Linked DNA regions of Homo sapiens: region 1 is linked to region 2. Evidence: chromatin loops called from intact Hi-C (ENCODE). Cell type or tissue: prostate gland. All regions are shown on one strand.

Evidence for each region. Peaks named below come from ENCODE experiments on the same cell type or tissue, not always from the same donor. Only the 100,000 strongest peaks of a DNase experiment are listed, where the experiment ranks them.
Region 1: it touches region 2 in a loop (1.8-fold over the local background); 1 of 110 quality-filtered maps calls a loop at or near these places.

Annotation. Positions count from the first base shown.
Region 1 is chr3:136,342,468-136,344,967 of GRCh38, reverse strand. It overlaps STAG1 (STAG1 cohesin complex component), which reads left to right. Exons shown (of 34, transcript NM_005862.3): 30 at 962-1,136. Among named protein-coding and RNA genes, the nearest start is that of PCCB, 93 kb to the right of the region's middle. In prostate gland, no CTCF peak of the experiment used is centred here; a DNase peak (open chromatin) is centred at 1,017.
Region 2 is chr3:136,283,555-136,286,054 of GRCh38, reverse strand. PCCB (propionyl-CoA carboxylase subunit beta) reads right to left here. Exons shown (of 15, transcript NM_000532.5): 6 at 2,108-2,218. Among named protein-coding and RNA genes, the nearest start is that of PCCB, 34 kb to the right of the region's middle. In prostate gland, no CTCF peak of the experiment used is centred here; no DNase peak of the experiment used is centred here.

The DNA of each region.
Region 1 (2,500 bases), 59 kb before region 2:
TTAAGTCCTAAGTGAGTATGAATGACTGTATTTCCTCTAGAAATTAAAAGAGAAGCCTGGGCGTGGTGGCTCATGCCTATAATCTCAGCACTTTGAGAGGCCGAGGTGGGCGGATCACCTGAGGTCAGGAGTTCGAGACCAGACTGGCCAACATAATGATACCCCGTCTCTCCTAAAAATATAAAAATGAGCTGGGCGTGGTGGCGGGCACCTGTAATCCCAGCTACTCGAGACACTGAGTCAGGAGAATCGCTTGAACCTGGGAGGCGGAGGTTGCAGTGAGCCGAGATCACGCCACTGCACTCCAGCCCGGGCGACAGAGTGAGACTCCGTCTTGAAAAAAAAGTTTAAACAAAGAATGGTAAGTGGGGGGTTGGGTAGGGGTAATCAGGGAAGGCTTCCCTGAAGTACAGAGGCATGAAAATGGTGAACCTTTCAACCCATCTCCACATGTATAACCTGGCAAGAAGTTACTGACCAGTGTCTAGTTGTGCAAGGGGATTTGCTTATTTCTCCACAAAAGCCAGTCAGACTTTAATTGCTACTGCCTGGGACCCCTACGAGGCCCAGGAAATAGGCCCTTTATTGCTTGAACAAAGAAAAGAGGAGAGGTCTCTGGCTGGCTGCAATCTTCCCCTTCTAGGATGAATGAATCTTTAGAGATGGAGGGACTTAAAGAGATGATGATGTGATGATAGCTAACATTCAGTGGTTACATACATTACCTCATTTAGTCCCTACAACTTCGTGAGGTTAGGTAATGCATCCCCATTGTATGTATGAGAAAACTCAACTTTGGAAGTTTAATGACTTACACAAAGTCATGTAAGTAAGTGGTGGAACTGAGATTTAAAGTGGGCAGTCTGACTGCAGAGCCACACTCTTCACAAGTCTATGCTATGACTGCTACCAGAGTTCACTCCACCCACGACATTGTGTGACCTTAACTGGAATTTTACAGATGAGAGTCTGGATAACACATGGCTAAACAGGACTGACACCATGATTCAGACTCCTGGCCCCCTGCCAGCACCACAACTCACATCCACTGTACTGCGGGAGAACAGTCGGCCCATGGGAGACCAGATTCAAGAACCTGAGTCTGAACATGGTTCTGAACCAGACTTTTTACACAAGTAAGTAGCAAAAATTTGTCTTTTTCACAAAAAGCCTTTAAAGAAAGTAAAACTATTTAAGAAAAACTTTATTTGTTCATCAGAACATATTGCTGGTCAGTTCATGATAAGCCACAAACGGAGGGTAAACACTTCATGTGAGAAGAGCTATAAAAAGTCTGTAAACATTGTTGAAGATACCAGTTCCTGGAAGTTTACAGACCTTTAAATGTACGGTGTCTCACCAGGTGCTAATTTCAGTTGGCATGTGCATTTTCATTGGGCAGGTCTGTTTCTTCTCAGGGACTTACCAAGAAATGCAGGTTACTTCCTAGGCAAGAAAACCTGTAAGAGCCTATATTAAGTTGTCAGTAGTCTGGACACCAAATAAATAGACTGTATTTAGCTTTATCATCCATTTAATTAATATTTTGTCTTGTTACATTTTAAACTCAAACTTCTCATGGATTAAGAATTTTTAAGATCTTACTTGATAAATTCTGAGAATAGTTGCCCTCAAAGAGAAAATCAAGGTCTTACCTTTCCTCCATGCTAGTAATTAAAATGTTTTCTAGTACACAGACCTCTGAAAATTGTAGAGAAGGCAGAGGGTGATGGCGTGTTTTGCTTATAAAAATCTTATTGTTGTTTTCCATCCAACTTTGAAATTCTTTGAGCTCCTCACTTGTGTTTCTGTGTATAGTTGGGTAATGCTGTGAATTACTCTGATGGATAAGAGGGAGAACTCTCATTTGAACTCAACAAATTTAGTTAGGTTGAAAATAGAGACAGTGTTAGAAGTATCAAATCCTGGGTTTTCATGATCCCTTTGCTCTAAGGGATCAGCCTTCAAACCCAAGAGGATACTCACTGTCACCCATGGTATAACTGGGCATTCTTGTGCTGCCAAGTATCCTAGAAGGTGGTTTGCCTTATGGCAAGCATCCGAAGATGGGTGACCTAACCAATATCCCCACCCCTCTTCCTACAGGGTGGGTTTCTCCTTGTTTTAGCAGCCTGCCTTGCCCCTCTGACCCTACCATTTGTCATTCCCTGTGGCCATGGTCTGCCTTCTTTTCCCTGCTCCAGGTTTATAGGTTTAATCAAGGTGGTGGCCCCACATGATATAAAGACAGCTACTTAGAGACAACTTCATGTGACAGTTTGTATTGGCTAAAAAACCACTAAAGTTTACATCCTATAAATGTATGGGTATGGTGGCACACGCCTGTGATCCCAACTATTCAGGAGGCTAAGGAATGAGAATTGCTTGAACTCGGGAGGCAGAGGTTGCAGTGAGCCAAAATCGCGCCACTGCACTCCAGCCTGGGTGACACAGACTCTGTCTCAACACCACCACCACAAAATTAGCCAGGTGTGGTGGC
Region 2 (2,500 bases):
CACCTGGTAGGGCTAACTCCTCATTACACTACTTTCATAGAATGTTTATTCTTGCATGGTGTTTCTTCCTCCCATAAGAACTTTATAATTACCTTGTGTAGTCCTTTAAAAAAGACTTAGTATTTTCCACTGCACTCTTATTAAATACACAGAATATTTAAGATGTAGAATGGTGACAGCTTAAGAATGGTGCTGAGGACAAGAGAGGAAGTCTCACTAATATGCAATTATTAACTAAAGTTTTGTAAGCAGAAAATGAGATTGCTTAGAATAAAACACAGAATTAAAAGAGAAAGCAGTTGAAATGAACTCCAGCATCTAGAGTCTGAATGGAATCATGTAAATTGCCAATGGAAACCAGGAAGGTATGGTCAGAGTTGTGAGAAGAAATGCCAGAGTATGGTATAATGGAAGCCAAGGGAATACTGTTGAAAGACAGGAAAATGAGAGTTAAACTGCATTTACAGTGATGCAAGTCACTGAGGACCTTAAAAAAAAAAAACGATTTAGTGGTCTAGGGGACAAAGCTAAATTAACACGTGTTAAAGAATGGGATGGCAAGAGAGAAACACAGCAAGAGCTACAGGAGTATGCCAACTAGAGGACAGTTTTTGTTTTGATGATAGGAAAGACCTGAGTGTGATTAAGTTTTGATGGGAGGATCTAGTACCAACGGACAGACTGAAGATACTAAAGAGAAAGGAGAAAAGGAACAGTATAAGGGTCCTGAAGAAGGGTGGAGAGTTATATTCAGCAATGTGGATGTGTGTAGCAGGAGGAAAGGATGGCTCTAGCCAGAGGAATTGATCCCACACCTCCCTTCGTAACAGGCAGGAAGGAGGAGAGAATGGGGGTAGCACCAGCTAGGTGTGTATATATAGACTTAGTAAGCAAAGTTCAGAAAATTCTGCATTGTCCACCAAGTAAGAGAAGTGGTCATCTTACCTTTTTTTTTTTTTTTTTTTTGAGGCAGGGTCTTCCTCTGTCACCCAGAGCTAGAGTGCAGTGGCACGATCTTGGCTCACTGCTGCCTTGACCTTCTGGGCTCGAGTGATCCTCCCACCTCAGCCTCCCAAGTAGCTGGGACCACAGGTATGCACCACCACGCCCAGCTAATTTTTGTATTTTTTTGTAGAGATGGGGTTTCGCTACGTTGCCTAGGCTGGTCTAAAACTCCTGAGCTCAAGTGATCCACCTGAATCAGCCTCCCAAGTGCTGGGATTACAGGCGTGAGACACTGTGTATGGCCCATCTTAAATTTGATTAATAAAAGACACTCTTATTGTTGAACACTTACACTACTTTCGGTATATCACTAAGAACAGAATAGTTGGGTCAAAGTGGTAAGCACTTTGTGAAACTTTTGAATTCCTACTGCCTAACTTCCCTTGAGAACAAAGGGTTTCCCATTTACACTCCCTCTAGAACTCCTCTCCTCAAGTTGGATGGCTATCACTACTTTTTCCCCCCAACCATTCTGTCTTGGCATCCAATGTTCATTTTTATTAATATTTTAAGAAGAAAAGGCTGATTTTTTTAAAGCAAGGTTTGAGATGAATGGTAATTACTCATGTATAACTTCAAATAGACTTCATTTAAAAATATTTTTAAAATATAAGTCCATTAAAGTCATGTAATAAAGATATGTACCTCTGAAAATGAAGTGTGAGATCAGATTTATCCTTTACCATTATGGACACAATGTAATAAAATGGCAAGGAGCTGAAGAAATAAAGGAAGAAACAACTTCCCAATAAACAGATTACAGAAAAGCCTTCCATGAGAAACTTCTTGAATAGGACTCAGTAAACAGTCATCTATCTGGTCAAAGGACAGGATTCTTTGATTACCTGAAAATCATTTGCAATTCAGATCAACAAGTAAAATCACCCACCAATGAAGTACATAAGCATCCCCTGCCACTGAACCCCCACAAGCTACAGATTTCATGCCAAAACCCTCTCTCCATTAACACCTTATCATCACTATGCTGAAAGCCAATGAGAATGCAGGTAACAACCTAGATCTGGGTCAGGAATTATTTTTATTGCAGGTAAGGAACTGCACAAATCTCAAACGGCACCAAAAACAGGCCCTTCTTTCTTACCTTTACCATGAACGTGAAGTCTGTTAGGGCTGGGGAGTAGACGGCCCCACCAGCACATGGGCCCATGATCAGAGAAATCTGAGGGATGACTCCGGATGCCGTAACATTCCTCTGCCAAAACAGAAAAGCAAAAGCATCTGGTTACAGAGATGTTTGAGGCATTATCTGTGGAAAGATAAAGACAACAATAAGATAACATTTGGCTTTTTTCCCACAGAAATTCTATACAGGAGGCAACAGACCTAATCAGTGAAGTTCTTTAAGAATTATATGTGCATTTTCTCCCCGTAACTGGTAGGATGGTCAGCATATTACTTTCTGAGGCAAGTATTTTCTCTCCCCTCCCCTCCTGGGCAGCAGTTCCCTAAAACCTTCACTAAGGGCATGAGGTAC